Linked DNA regions of Mus musculus: region 2 is linked to region 1. Evidence: chromatin loops called from intact Hi-C (ENCODE). Cell type or tissue: left cerebral cortex. All regions are shown on one strand.

Region 1 (8,000 bases):
GCTGGGGCAAGGAGCTTAAGTTAGGAACCTGGTGGCTGAATTGCAGCAAAGACCATAGCGGAACACAGCTTACTGACTGGTGTGCTTTCTGTGACTTGCTCCACCTGCTTTCTTATACAACTCGGGACCACCAACCCAGGGGTGGAACTGCCCACGGTGGGTTGGGCCCTCAGACATCAATCATTAATGGGAAAAAAATCCTCACAGATTCGCCTACAAGCCAATGTGTTGGAACATTTTCTCAGTTGAGGTTCCTTCTTCTCAGATGACAGGAATGTGTATGCCTGCTTGTATGTCTGTATGGAGGTATCAGATCTTGGAGTTACAGACTCTGGTGGTTTGAATGGAATGGTCTCCATAGACTCATGTGTTTGAATGCCAGGCCCAAATGGAGTGACGCTATTAGGAGGCATGGTAATCTAAGACCTTAAGTTATGAATTGGAATTCCAGATATTTTTAAGAGAGAGTAGAGAAGCTGAGGGGACCCATGAGCAGGTAGCAACATGTCCCCTATTCCATAAAGACTTCTCCAGATTTCACCAGCCTCCCCACACAGCAGGATTTCTGAATCACAAGCATACACAATTGTTCAAACTCCTCTACTTTGGCAAACCAAAGTGAAGCTAGGATGCTCCCCGAGTCCATCTGCTCTCCCACCCTACCCCCAACCCTGGCCTACTCTTTCCCAGTCTTTGGGAGACTCACCCGTCTTCCTCTGCATCCTGTCGATCTTCCTGCTGCCAGGATGCTGGCTGGCTGACATCTGAAACGGTATTCCAATGATAAACCTGAAGCAGCAGCAACAGCTCCTCCCAGACGTCTCTCAGCTTCTCATTCACTTCATGGAAGAGGATCTTATCATTGCCCACACTCACAAACTTCCAAATATGGGACTTCTTGCTGAACTTTTCTATCTGCTGGTTAGCCTCCTTCAGGACTTCATCAAAACGGCCCAGGGCAGCAGTAATGTCATCGGGCAGGTTCTTCTTTCCTTGGGCCTGGAGTCTCTGGAGAGGCTGTAGCAGGCCGTGCACACGGTTTCCTAGACGCTGGCATTGTTTCCGGCAGTATTTCATCTTTTCACACTGTTCATAGATGAGCTGGCCTAACTTGATGATCTGTCCCAATTTATCCATAGCTGAAAGAGATGCATAGACTGGTTGAAATACCACAATCCCCTGTGTATCTGTTATTCAGTCGATGGAGATCTGTGATCTCAACGCCAGAAACGAGATACCTCCACCGTGCAAGACAGAGACAGTTTGAGGTGTGCCACATCTGTTCTAGCATTGTGATAAGGTTTGAACTGGGAGTATTGGTCACCAAGCGCTTTATCTTCAGCTTCCATTGCAACACCTGAGGTCATATGACTAGCACCTGACTATGGGTTGTGAGTGGATGGGATTTGTGCTGCCTCTTTGGGCTGAGACAGGTTTGCAAGGAGAGGAGCTCAGGGATCCTGGTATCCAAAAGAATGAGTCCCAGATTCCTGAATCAATTGCTTGGAAGAAAGTTGCCATGTTGCCACTATTTCTGCTATGGACTGTGATTGAAGATGCAGTTTCAGTTGTATGAAAGCCATTATATTTTGGGGGGCATCTTGGTTTTATTATTTAGCCTATTCTAACACAGATGTCCTGTTGAGGTATGAGAAATACCTCCAGGGACTAAACAGGCGACTTAAACCAATAGAGTGAGCTGACTTGAGCATTAGCCTCATGGCTAAGCCTTTGAGTGAGTGATCTTCAGCACAGCTTAGAGAGATGCTCCTGGAGCCAGAAAGATAGATGGTTTAGTGGTTAAGAGCATGTGCAGAACTTGCAGAGGAGACTCACTGTGCTCTTCTGACTTCTGCAGGCACTCAGGCACACATATGGTGCAATACATGCATGCTTGCATGCATGCATGCATACATACATATGTACAGGCAAAACACTCACACATAAGAAATAAGATCATAGATCTAAACTTGAAAAGCATTCTTTCGGTTTCTGGGACTCTGAGTGCAATTCAAACTTCTCCAATTTTTGCTTTGTTTCAAGACAGGCTCCCGCCACGTATCTCAGAATGCCCTTGGTCTCCCCGTCCTTTTGCTTCAGTCTCTTGGTACTCCTCTGTTTTTGACAGAAGGAAGAGTCCAGTGATTCACACACTCTCTTCAGATCCTATAGGAAAAAGCCATAAACTGGGCCTTGGGCCCACGGTCCGTCTGAAAACGTGTGGAGGTTATTGAGCAAGCTGACAGCCACTATTCTGCAAGGATAATGGATCTCTCCTTTTCTCAGGAGCAACCAGCAGTCTGGACTGTCATGTCAGACCTCTTGATTTTAAATCTTTCAAGCAAGCCGAAGAGTGTTCTTAAAATGTTGCTGCCTGGGGCTGGGGGATATTTCAGTCTGCAAAGTGTTAGCTGAATAAGCATGAGTTTGGATCCCCAGCACCAATTAAAACAAACAAACAAACCAGGGCTGGAGAGATGGCGCAGTGGTTAAGAGCACCCACTGCCCTTCCAGAGGTCCTGAGTTTAATTCCCAGCAACCACATGGTGGCTCACAACCATCTGTAATAAGACCTGATGCCCTCTTCTGGTGTGTCTGAAGACAGCTACTGGTTGTGAGCCTTCATGTGGGAAATGAGTTCTAGGACCTCTGCTTGCTCCGGTCAACCCCGCTCGATAAGTCCCTGCTCGCTCCAACCCAAAGATTTATTTATTATTACAAATAAATAAATAGCTGTAGCTGTCTTTAGTTTATCTATCTGTTTTTGAGACAGGATTTCTCTGTGTAGTCCTGGCTGTCCTGGAACTCACTCTGTAGAGCAGGCTGGTCTCAAACTCAGAGATCCGACTACCTCTGCCTCCCAAGTTCTGGGATTAAAGGTGTGCACCACTGTTGGGAATTGGTTTTAATGCTGTCATATTTCGGCTCTCAAAAGCTGCGCTTCCAGACCCGAGGGTTCCTGCCCCCAGCTGGCTTTGACTGGTAGTAAAGAGTTGCCATATAGCCAATGGCTGGGCAAGGAAACAGGGCGGGACTTTTAGTTTGGGGGGGGGCAGGCAAGGGACCAGGGACAGAGAGAGAGGGGAGAGGGGAAGAGGGGAGAAGCAGGGGGAGAGGAAAGAAGAGAACAATCGCTTGCACTTGGAGGGGGAAGGATCAGATTTAAAAGCTGCAGGAGAGAAAGCATCCTACAATGTAGCCGTAAAGGCAATGCAGCCCTACGGAGGTGGGGGTGAAGCTGCGCAGAAGGTAACAGGGCGGCAAAGATAAAATAGATTTAGAAGGTATTAAGCCAGGAATACCAGAGGGAAGGGTGTGTTAGCCGCTAGGGGAAGTTTAAAAATGCCCAGCCTGTGAATTAGTCAAGGCATATCAAAATTAGCTGTCACACGCTTGTGTGTGTGTGTGTGTGTGTGTGTGTGTGTGTGTGTGTGTGTCTTTTGTCTTTTTTTCCACAAATCCAGAGAGCTCTTGGGCTGAGCATGTGCGCGTCCTCCAAGAGCCAAAGCGGTTTAACTAATTCACCACTACACGCCACCACTGCCTAGCTAGATTTGCTAATTTTTATTTTATGTGTACGAGTGTTCTGCCTATATGTGTATCTGTGCATCGCATGCATGTAGAGCCAGGGCGTCAGATCTTCCGGAAGTACAGTTGTCATGTGCATACTGGGAATCAAACCTCTGGAAGAGCAACCAGTTTTCTTAACTGCTGAGCCATGTCCCCAACCCTCAAAATACTCAAAGCCATAGCAAGCTTCTCAATGGCCAGTGAAACAGCTAGGTTAAGAATTATCTTGGAAAAATATTAAAGCAACAGAGGAAGAGTTATCTTGGGGGCTAGATGAGATATCTCAGTAGTTAAGAGCACTTGCTGCTCATAGGACTTGAATCAGTGTCTAGCACCTATGCTGGTCAGCTCACAACTGCCTATAACTTAAGACTCCAGGGGCTCTGAGCCTTACTCTACCCTCCATAAGTACCCATACACATGTGGCACACACACACACACACACACACACACACTCATGAAAGAAAGGAATAAATCCATTTACAGATCAGATCACAACATGGAGAAAATAACTCCCTGAAATTCCAATCTGCCTTTAAAACATAAGTAAAAAAGTAAAACCAAGGACTGGAGAGATGGCTCAGCGGTTAAGAGCACTGATTGCCCTTCTGGAGGGCCCGAGTTCAATTCCCAGAAACCACACGGTGGCTCACATCCATCTGTAATGGGATCTGATGCCCTCTTCTGGTGTGTCTGAGGATAGCAACAGTGTACTCACATAAAACAAATTAAATAAATCTAAATCTTACCAAAAAAAAAAAAAAAAAAGTGAAAAAGCAGCCAAACTGAAATCAAGCATGTGAGTAATTAGTTTTCCTTGTCCCCAGGATTCCTGGGCAGGAGGCACAGGCATTAATGTCAGAGTACTCTTTAATGGCTGAGCCATCTCTCTAGCCTGTCAGGACGCTCTTAGAGAAAAATCAATGGATCTCGGGGCCCAGCCATTCCCAGATGGTGAGCCCAAGTCGTCAAGGCTCTTTCTTGGATGTCTGAGAGCAAAGGAGAAAAATCTGGAAGCACTACTAAATATATTAATTACTCATATCCTCCCCCCCCCCCCCAGCCTGGACTATACAGTGAGTTCCAGGCCAGCCAGAGCTACACAGTGAGATCCTGTTTCGATAAACAAATAAATAAATAGTCTAAAAAAAATCAGATGCCCTTTAAAAAAAAAACTTTACGTTAGATTATTCGTGAAATGGGCCCCAGAAAAGGAAGAGGGCGTTCATAGTTAAGAACTGGAATCCCGCTGAGTAATGGTGGAGCATACATGCCCTTAGTCTCAGCACTTGGCAATCAAGAGGCAGGCAGATCTCTGAGATCATGTCCGGCCTGGTCTACGGAACAAGTTCCAAGTTCCAGTGCAGCCTGAGCCACCCAGAGAAACCCTGTCCTGAGTCCCCGCTTCCCCCACCCCTACCCCAAACCCCCGTAATCGTCTGTGCTGGAAATTAATTGTCCTACTGACTACCCATCTACTCTACGACTTGGGCACCTCGGGGCGGGTCCCCAGTCCCCACCTTTTGCCTTTCCTCGAATGCCATTCCTCGATCTCCATCCTCCTTGGGCAAAAAAAGGTCAGCAGAGATCTCAGCAGAATAACAGCCCAATTTAGTTAGGGAATCGAAACCAACTCACCCTAAGTTCCAGGAAGTCCAATCTGTGATTCTGGGATTCTCCTGCTTCCTCCTGCCGCGCTACAGCTCACTGGATTCTACGTGATCTCCGAGGGGCGCTCGTCCGGTCTATCCTGCGCTCAGTTCCTGTAGGATCATCAGTCTCCCGCCGCTCCCGGACCGCGGTCTTCTGCCTCGTTGACAATGCACGCCAGGTCGGAGCAGGTCCCCGGTGTCCTGAGTCCCCTCCCTTGGTGCAACCTTAAAGCTCTCGCCTCTCGGAGGAACTCCGCACCAGCCGCGGTTCCCGCCTAAAGTCAAATTTGGGCCAACGCAGCAATGCTCCAGCAGAGTCCTCAAAACCAACCTGTCCGACAGCTATTTCTGTCCAGAGTTCTGCTCCGGAAGCCGCGGCCAGTTTGACACGCCTTCCCCCGGCTTTCTACTCCTACTGGAGATATGCCAGCTTCCCACACCCGCTCTCTGGACAGCTCCCAGTTGAAGCCCCTAGTTGGCTGATTCTTTCCCCAAATCCATTAAATAGTTACTCTTCCCAGGTTCTCTGTTTGAGGTCTTGAATTTGGGGGTTGAGAAAATAAGGTTGCAGAGAGCCCTGATAGCCAGTGTAAGGGATAGCCTGGAACTTCAGCATAATTAAAAAAAAAAAAAAAGAAAGAAAAAGAAAAAGAAAACGAAAGTGAGGCGGATGTCCTGAGTCATTTTCCTCTCTCGAGGCAAAAGGCCTTGTCCTCTGACTTCAACGTGTGCACTGGCCCTGGCACGCAAACGCATGCATACCACACCGGTAAATACATAAAAATGGAGGTAACCCGTAGAAGTGCTGAGGCGGTTCCTTTAGCTGCTTTGTGTTGAATAATCCTGGGGCAGGGGATGGAGAGTAATGGAGGAAGTTTAAGGGAGTGTGAAGTTACCCAAGTAGGGGTCAGTTCCTTTTTTTCCCCTTCTAAGGTCATCTCCAAACTTTGTTATTTTTCAAGATGAGTTTATTATTTGTCAGTTATACCCCCAGTTAGCTAGTATAAGAAATAACCTTTCATTAGCTAGTTGGTGGTGGCACAGACCTTGAGTCCCAGCACTCAGGATCTCTGTGAGTTCGAGGCCAACCTAGTTTACAAATCCAGTTCCAAGAGCGCTAAAGCTCTACACACACACACACACACACACACACACACACACACACTCAGATATATGTTGAGATATATATCTCAAAAATAAAACTAAAACAAAATTTAAAAAGAGGAAGGAAAGAAAGAAGAAAATGCCGTTGGCTGACTCATGCTATATAGCTGGGAAAGAATAGAAATAAATTGTATGGGGAGACATTTTACTTTGAGGCAACATAGTTCAGGGATGTCTGGGGGGCTTAGTTTACCTGTTTTCTCACTTCTTTTCTTTATTAAAGATTTATTTATTTTATATTATGTGAGTACACTGTCATTGTCTTCAGACATACCAGAAGAGGGCATCAGAACCCATTACAGATGGTTGTGAGCCACCATGTGGTTGCTGGGACTTGAACTCATAACCTGTGGAAGAGCAGTCAGTGCTCTTAACCACTGAGCCATTGCACCTGCTCCATTTTCTCTCTCTCTCTTTTTTTTTTTTTTTTGCCCTTTCTCCCCACAGACATTCCCCACAAGATCTCATGTAGCCCAGGCTGGCATGGAATTCACTGTGTAGCCAAGAGTGTTCTTAGACTGTTGGTCCTCCAGCCTCCCCTCCTTCATCCTGGGATAACAGAAGTGCACCACCACACTTCTTTTCTGTGGTGCTGTGGATTGAACCCAGGATTCTGTGTTTGCTAGGCAAGTTCCCTATCACCGAGCCAGCCCCCTCTTTGTTTTGTGACAATGTCTCTCTAAGTTACCTGAGGAGGTCTTGAACTTTTGTGATCCCTGCTTTCTTAGCCTCCCATGTGGCTGGAATAACAGACTCGGGCCATCAGGCCCACTTTGTAATTGTTCTCCCTTGTCAGTTGTCTTAGGTCTAGAGATTTATGTATGTGCCTGCCTTAGTTAGGGTTTTACTGCTGTGAACAGGCACCATGACCAAGGCAACTGTTATAAAGACATTTAAGTGGGGCTGGCTTACAGGTTCAGAGGTTCAGTCCATTATTATCAAGGCTGGAACATGGCATCATGCAGGCAGGCATGGTGCAGGAGGAAATGAGAGTTCTACATCTTCATCTGAAGGCTGTTAGCAGAGTACTGACTTCCTAGCAGCTAGGACTAGGGTATTATAGCCCACTCCCACTGTGACACACCTACTCCAACAAGGCTACCACTCCTAATAGTGCCACTCCCTGGCCTAAGCATTTACAAACCATCACAGAGATGATATATTGTGAGTCAACTCTCCTGGCAAAGGCAGAGGAGGGAAAATCTGGGAAATGTGTGACTCCAGGGCCAGCGAGATGGCTCAGCAGGTAAAAGTGCATGCCTCTAAGTGAGAGTTCACCTGGGACTCACACAGTGAACGAAAGGAGAGAGAAAAAAATGTCCTGCAAGGTGCCCTCTGACCATACTCTCACCATGGACATATGCTTACACACATGCACAAATTAACGACAAAGAAAGATGTAGTCTTCATAGAAACTTACTAGATTCATGGGGTAGTCAGCCAGATTCCATGGGGGAGAGGTCAGCACTTGAAGTTCTAGGTCAGAAGGCAGCCTCCACTCTGCTCAAGGCCATGGTCAGAAGAAGTGGGTAATTGTGTGAACTCTCACCAGTCAACCATAACAGTAGCAGAACTGGGCTCACTGACCTGCTAGAGCTGGAAGCATCCGGTGTG
Region 2 (8,000 bases), 57 kb after region 1:
AGCCGATTTCAGCAAGCTGACTTCTTATCTCCACCCCAGGACGCAAGTAGAGATAGATTACCAGCTCTCCCAGGTTTCAGCTCAGATCTCCAAGTAGGACGGTGCTGGAGGTGTCCCAACACTTTACAGAAAGGAGGGACTCTAAGGCTTCCTGCATTTAGATTTTCTTCCCATTTAATCACGCAGACCCTGAAACTCTGAGGCTATACTACAAAGCCTAGCAGAACCACAGGTGGCAGGGACCGTTGCGTTCTTAACTACTCGGAAACATCCTATGTGATGTGACTGGGATGTGGCCCCAAGTCCTTCAGACAAATGCCTACCTCCGTGCTACAGTCTGGAGAGTTGAGGTTTATCCTGCCTGGATTACTCTCAGGCAGATGGCTCAGGTCCACCAGATCCTGAGTAAGAATCCTCCAAGCTTGTGATGCAATGCAGGAGAAACTTAGGTCTCTTTCTGACAGTTACCATTCCCCTGGGTGTCAGATTTGTGGTTTGAAAAGGACCTGATGTGGGCTGTGATGAAATCTGTAATTCTTACCAGAAAAAGCTCTACGGTTTTTTTGTTTTTTGTTTTTTTTGTTTTTTTTTTTTCTATACACAATTTCACCCCTTTCACTAGTCTCGGGAGCTGCCCCACAGTGCTTCAGTGTTTCCTATAGTGTGATCCATGATGGGTTTTAGGAGATACAAAGAGACAATTTTTCTCATTTTAAGTTTGGGGCTGGGAATACAGCTCAGTTGGTGCACTGCCTGTCTAGCATGCACAGGGCTGGTCCCAGGACGGCATAAATGGAGCATGGTGGCACGTGTCTGTAATTTCAGCACCTGGGTGGCAGAAGTGGGAAGACCATGGCCATCCTCTGCTACGTCATGAATCTGAGGCCAGGTTGGGCCACCTAATATCTGTCTCCGCCCCTCCCCCAATTTTATATTTATTTTAAAAGTATATATATGTAAGGCTGGGTGTGATGGAGTACATCTTTAAAACCAGACCCTTAGAGGCAAAGGCAAGTGGATCTCTGTGAATCTAAGGCTAGACTGCTCTGCACATTGAGTTCCAGGACAGCTAGAATAACATAGAAAGACCTGGGGTCAAAAACCAAATCAAACCAAACCAAACCAAACAAACACAGAAATGAAAAAAAAAAAAGACACATGGTTGCATTGGTATTATTACCCAGGGTCAATAAATGCTAAAAGAAAAGGTGAGCCTATCTAGAGATGGCTATCCAACATCATAACTCAGGGGGTGTCTGTCAGTGACTCATAGGTGACCAAAGTCTCGGGGACATAATGTCTATGGTCTTGGAGGAAGGTTTACACACTAAATCCCTTCATTGCCCATTTCTCTCTTTAAGTTATTTACTTTATTATGTGCCTGTGCAGAGTCCACAGGGGTGGGTCAGAGGCAGGGGTCAGTTCTCTCCTTCCACTGTATGGACTCCAGGGATCCAACTCAGGTAGGTCATTATGTTTGGTGGCAAGCGCCCTTACCCACCCAGCCACTCACCAGCTCTGCTTCTTTTTTGAAGTGGTGTTCACAACAGGGCTTCATGTCCACAGGTGGGAGAGCACTTCTCTCCATGCCTAGGCTAAGGGGCTTGATCCCACTGGCCTCTGGCAGCCAGGGATGGTGAGATAGCTTCCCCGATCAGCTACAGATCTTTCATCTCCCCTACCCCACAGTATGTTAGCTCAAACAAGTCTGACTTGTTCTCTGTATGTGCCTTTGTGTGAGTGTGAATGTGTGTGTGTGCAGTGCGTACATAGGGGTGTGGCAAAGTAGGGAACAGGGGAAAAAGTGGGGTGAGCCTTCTTTATGGAAGAAGACACAGAGTGCCCCTACTGAACTAGGGTGACTTTGGCTGCTGGCCAGATTAGGTCTGTGGGCCTGGAGTTATACTCTTAGATTTTAGTTTTCTCTATACCCCCAGTTTGGGGCCCAGAAATCTGTTTGCAACGTGACCACACTGGGACTTGGGGATATAACAGGTAAAGAGCAGGTGTAGGGAGCCCAGGGTGAACTGGTTTTGCCTCTGAGTTCTCTCTGACCCTAGGGGTCAGGCAGGGCAAGGTGAAACCAAACCAAATCCTGACGCTGGGTGGTTGGCAAAGCAGGAAGGTGGGGCCATCCAGTGCAGGGGAGGGAGTGACATTCAGAATGGTACTGAGTAGAGAGGCCACACCCTCAGGCTCCCGACTGCAGAACACAGTTACAATACAGGGCAGGTCCATGTACCCTCACAGGCCTGGCCATCTCCAGTGTTCTGATCCTAACTGCTCACTGATCTCTGTAGCAATTTTTCTCACAGCAAAGCTTCTGTTCTGTCAGCAAGACCTGACACCAAACACCAGCTCCCTATACTGTTCTGGGTTCCCCGCTGTCGAATGCCAAGTCTGGACAGTTTATGAAATCTGTCAAATCTTCTATTATGAAATCTCCTTTCCCTTCTGGTCATGGTGGTTAAACTATGCCTTTTCTCTGGAACTCCTTACATCCACTGGAGTTCCCTCCGCTCCTTGTCACTGGAGCAAGGCTACTCTTCCGAAGATGCAAATCTTTCCGCACCACTCTTCAGCTTAAGTCCTTTAGCCTTGCAAGTCAAGCCCCCAAACCCCCAACCACAGCCTTTGAGGCCCTTTGATCAAGCCCCAATAACTTCTAGCTCCCACCTCTTTCTTCCCTTGACCTGCCAGCCCTTGGTCACCTTGGTTCCATTGCTGTCTCTTGACTGTGCCACAGTTTGTTTGTTTGTTTGTTTGTTTGTTTTTTAATACATGCTATTCCTCTGTCTGGAATGTTCTTCTTACCACTTTTGGCTAAGCTCTGTCTTCAATTAGCTCTTGGTGAAAATGTCACTTTCTTCAAGGTAGCTCTTACTGAACCTGCTCCAGACCCAGTATGCAAATATTATAAATATTAATAAATGTAATTAAACAATGACCGAGTCCATAGTAAGGTTCCTTATGAACTTGTTCACTCCATGAAAATGGTAACCATTTCTGTTCAATGGCTGTTGGTGCCCAGCACAGTGTCGTCAATCCGTTTAAGAACCAAGTAAGTGACTAAGAGATAAGAATTAGGCAAGATGGATAAGAGGTGTCTCTTGGAACAGTGGACAGCATGTCCTTTCATCTAAAGATCTAAAAGCACTTGAAAGATCGCGAGCAACAAGGACCAACCGTTGCTTTAACCTAATCACGATGGCCTTGCTGTCACCAGTCCTGCTATCAGGCTTGAGAATAAGGAGTTAGCTTGGCTCCACCTGAGTCTACCAAGAGCTCTGTCTCCCAACCCTCCAGATGGAGACGACTTTGATTCTTGAATAAGAAACACTTGATTTTTGTACTACCTAGTTGTTTGACCTCAGACATTTATAGAACTTCACTGAACCCTTGTTTCCACATCCTGAAATGAGAATAACACCCAGGATGGGTTGAAGGTAAAAATCCAAGATGAGTCTGTACCACACAGCAGTACCGAGAGTTTAGCATAGTCTGGGTTAGAAATATCGACTTCTCCTTAGCAAGCTGGTTCGTGTATTTTATTTCACTCTTTCAAACCCACAACACTGTTTAGGACGGAAATAAAACCGGGGGCTGGAGGATAGAATCAATAAAACGCTGTTCGGGCCCCTCACTCACTCACCCACAGGAGCCCCTGAAGGGGGCAGAGCAGAGTTTTGGATTTGTGTCTCCTTGAACCAAGAGAGTGGTGGGATGGAGAAACTGAGGCCAGGTGAGCCTAGGGACCCACTACTGAAACAAGAAAGGAAACCAGAAAGGCTGATAAAGGAAAAGGAAGAGAAGAGAGAAAGGGGGTGGGGTGGGAGGTAGTGGCTGGAGGCAGAAACAGGAGTCGAAGTTGTCAGGCGGTAGGGGGGCTGCAGAAGGGACATGTTGGAAGGAGGATGCAGCCGGGTCAGGGGGGTAGCGGGAACACCAAGCTCCTGGTGATAGGAACGGGAAATAGGGGGATGGGAGAGGGGGTGTCAGTGACCGGTTACCTGGAGAGAAACTGGGAAAACGGAGGGAAGTGAGGGTGGAGGCTGTCACCTTGCGTTCTCCTAGAGGGCAGGTGATCTGAGCTCTCTAAAGTGGCGGACTGGGGGAGGGGTGTGAGGCAGGGAGCGGGGAGTGCCCCGGGCCGCCTGGTACCTGCGGGTCCGCTCGCAGTTCGCCCACATAGTACTGCTCCAGCCAGCGGCGGGCGTTGTCGGAGTGTCTGTGAGGTGGCCCATCCAGGTCGGCACTGATGTCCTGGCCAGCCCGCGCCAGCAGCAGCTGCTCGCCCCCCGGATGATGCCGCACGAAGCTGGTGAGGTCGTAGAGGCTGGCCCCGCGGCGGACCCAGCAGGCACCGGCCGCCAGGCGCCGCTGGACCTCGGCGGGCGTGAAAGAGGCGGCGGGGGGCGGAGCGGGGGCCATGGCGGGAGAGCGGAGCTCGGATCTCGGAGCCCGGCAGTCTGCTCCGCGGCTGCCCAGCGCGCCTCTAACATCTCGGGAGCCGGGGCAGCCGCAACGGGCCGGCCGCCACCGCACCTGCTCATTTGCATGCCCTGCTCCCATTGGCCACTCGGTGGGACGCGGCTGCTGCCCGGAGCCGCCTCCCCATTGGCCCGCAGGGACCCGAGCCCCGAGAGCAAGACGCTGAGCGCGGCCCGCCAGGTAGCCCTGGGCAGGTAGAGGGCGTGCCCACCAGGTGTGCCCGGCTGCTGGTGGATGCCAGCGCATTGAAGGTGACTGTCAGGACCACCTCCTCGGCGGGCACGCAACTTCTACATCTTCAAGGAACCGCATCTTCAAGGGGGAAACTTACTGTATTCAATTCGGCAGTTTCAAGAGGTGCCAAGGACAAGAGTCACTAGGGCGGAGGTCTGGTCTAGTCCCAGGGGTTGGGGGGTATGAAATATATAAACTCAGCCACAATATATTTAATATTTGGAAATTAATTATATTTAATATTTAATCACATATAATTATATATAATTATTATATAGTATCTATTATATATTTAAATAATTAAATATTATATATTATATAATTAAATATTATATATAGTTATATTTAATGTTTAAAAACTTACGTCGTCCCACCGTGTGAATGCGCATCTAAATGCTGAATATTTATTTCTGAAACGTATATTGTACACATTTTATTACAATTTTAAATAAAAATGAAACAAAAAAATCCCAAAACATATTTCACTGGGTGCATTGGGTGAGTGAACAGACGACTTTAAAAAAGGATTTATTTTACTTTGTGTATGAGTGTGTGTATGCATATGCGCATGCCATCCCTCTGGCGGTCAGAAGAGAGTGTCAATCCTCTGGAACTGGAGATTTGTGGGAAGTTTGTGAGGAGTTGTGTATATGCTGGCAGCCCTGGTCCTCTGAAAGAGCAGCCAGTGCTCTTAACCACCGGGCCAGCCTTCCAGATGTTTTTATAAATTATATTGTATGGAAATAAAAGCCATTATTAGTAAGACAGCTTTGGGAAGCCGCATAGCTGGATTGTGTTTTTATTTAAGCATTTTCTATTGGGTTCATTGTGGACCTTTTGCATTAGTTCTGAGTTGTGGAAGACTAGTGAAGTGTTTATCCTGGGAATTTCTATTTACTTTATTGACTTATGAATTTACTGTATATCTGTCCACCTATCAGCAAATCTGTCACCTCACAATCTTGTAATAAAGACATGGCTGATTCAGTGCCCTCACCCCCAGCCTCCTCCTCTTTTCTCTTGTTAGGGAAGGGCAGTGGCTTTGGAGCCCTTCAGAGGTAGAGGTGAACTGCTGGCCTGCCTGGCAACTGATGGGTGTGTGCACACGTCATCTCTTTTGTGAGATCTTTTATTCTGACTGATCATTGTATTCTTGATTTCTGGATGAGCCACAATCCAGTGAATGGAGAATAAAACTTGTAATATTTCCAAGAAGGAAAAATTATTTATGGTGGGTCTAGAGAGAGAATTGCTAAGACCCTTCACTGCTCTTCCTGAGCACTAGGGTTCAGCTCCCAGCAGGCAGCTCACAATCACCTATAACTAACTCCAGCTCCAAAGAATTGTACCCTCCCTGGTCTGCACAGGAACACACATTCTCTCTCTCTCTCTCTCTCTCTCTCTCTCTCTCTCTCTCTCTCTCTCTTTCTCTCTCTGAGACAGGATCTCACTGTATCTATAGAACTCACTTTATAGACCAGACTAGCCTTAAATTCATATAGATTTGCCTGCCTCTTCCTCCTATGTACCAGGATCAAAGGTGTGCATCACCTCATCTAGGAACACACATAATTAAAAAAAAAACTTTAAAGCATTTGATTTGAGATTCAAAGTTATCTTGAATTTTTTCGTAGGCTCTTAAATTTTGGTGCCTCAATTTTGTCTTACATCATGACGCCTGGGACAGAATCCTGGAGGGAGGACAGGGAATCGTGCCTCCTTTCTACAAGGAAAAGTAGGGGCCTTAGAGGCAAAGCCTGTAGACTGAGTGTGTCATCAGAACCTTGTTAATAACAAGGAAACCCACATACAGCTTTCATTGCTCAGCCATGGATCCTGATTAGTGATCAAACTGCCAGTTCTGAGGCTGCCCCATCCAGATGACTTTTGTCCTGCCCCCAACCCCTGCCGAAAAGCTTTTCCCAGGTTGCTTGTGCTTGTTGTCCAGACAACAGGGCTAGCTAGCACTGTGTGGTAAGCCTGTCTCAGAAGCCTCGGGGCCACTACAACAGTAGGACGGGAAGTCTGACTAGCTGGTCTCACCCTCCAGGCATAGGTAAAAGTTCTACTGTGACTTTAGATGTGCTAAGGAACATGTAGCCATCAGGCCTGGGCAACAAGACCTGAATGGTCACCCTCACCCCATTTTCACATCTACTGTGTTCCAAATATGTGGTAAAAGCAGACAGGCACAGGCTCCTGAGTGTGTTGGAGGATATCGTCTGTGGGAAAGCTCCTCACTATCTGTCCCTCACTGCCTTGTCTGAAGCTGAACAAGCAGACTGACTGTCCATTCAGAATTGTGATACGCATGTTTTTGCCCTAGTAACTTCCTGTCTAGATTTGTGATCGTGCAGATATGCTATTTCAAAAGATGTATAATTAATAGCAGTAATTACAACATTGTTTAGAGAGTAGATACAGCCACCATGAAGGAGGGATGGTAGCAAATACCATGTAGCCATTAGAGAGGATCAGGCAGACCCATGGTTAGTGGATGGAACAAGATCCAGGACACTGTAGTGGGAAACAAGAGGAGTGTGTATGTCATGCTCACATCTTGTTGTTTGTTTGTTTGTTTGTTTGTTTTGAGATGGAGTTTCACCATGTAGCTCTGGCTGGCCTGGACTCATTAGGTAGACCAGGCTAGCCTCAAACTCAAAGAGACCAATCAACCTGCCTCTGCTTCTCAAATGCTGGGATCAAAGGCATGTGCTACCATGTTACTTTTTATTATTTGGTATTTAAAAATATTTTAATGCAAATTTACTTGTAAATTTTAAAACAAAATTTTATAACTAGTTAAGACAGACACTTGAACTTGAACCTACTTTTGTACTCCAAACTGTCGACATTCTGCCTCCTGGTTATCAATCAATAAATAGCCCCCTGACCCTGACTCTGGCTTTTTCCTGCGCTGGAGGTTGGACTCGGATACGTGCTGAGCGAGTGTTCTACCAATAAGCTACACCCTCAGTTTATTTTCACCTTTTATTTTTTGTATTTTAGATTTATTTTATTTGTGTGTATGTATGCATTCATGTAAGTATGTGTATGAGGATGCCCATAAAGGCCAGAAAAGGGCATCGGGTCTCTGGACACCTAGTGGGGTGCTAGGAATCAAACTCAGGTCTTCCAGAAGAGCAGCAAGCACTCTTAACTGCTGAGCTATCTCTCCAGCCTCATTTATTTTAAATTAAAATAATCTCTGCCTCTCATCTCATCTCATCATAGAAATGCTGGGGTTACATAACCAGCCTTTGTTGGCTTTGTCC

The links. Peaks named below come from ENCODE experiments on the same cell type or tissue, not always from the same donor. Only the 100,000 strongest peaks of a DNase experiment are listed, where the experiment ranks them.
Region 2: a loop joins it to region 1, with 2.1 times the contacts of the local background. A loop is called at or near these places in 3 of 42 quality-filtered maps.

What each region holds. Positions count from the first base shown.
Region 1 is chr8:111,332,616-111,340,615 of GRCm38, forward strand. Mlkl (mixed lineage kinase domain-like) reads right to left here and starts at 5,590. Exons shown (of 11, transcript NM_029005.3): 1 at 5,209-5,590; 2 at 707-1,139. The coding sequence starts at 1,137. In left cerebral cortex, a CTCF peak has its summit at 4,248 (motif pointing left); no DNase peak of the experiment used is centred here; H3K4me3 peaks cover 830 bases.
Region 2 is chr8:111,389,322-111,397,321 of GRCm38, forward strand. It overlaps Fa2h (fatty acid 2-hydroxylase), which reads right to left and starts at 4,500. Exons shown (of 7, transcript NM_178086.3): 1 at 4,162-4,500. The coding sequence starts at 4,431. In left cerebral cortex, CTCF peaks have their summits at 4,384 and 5,328; a DNase peak (open chromatin) is centred at 4,540; H3K4me3 peaks cover 2,010 bases; H3K27ac peaks cover 900 bases.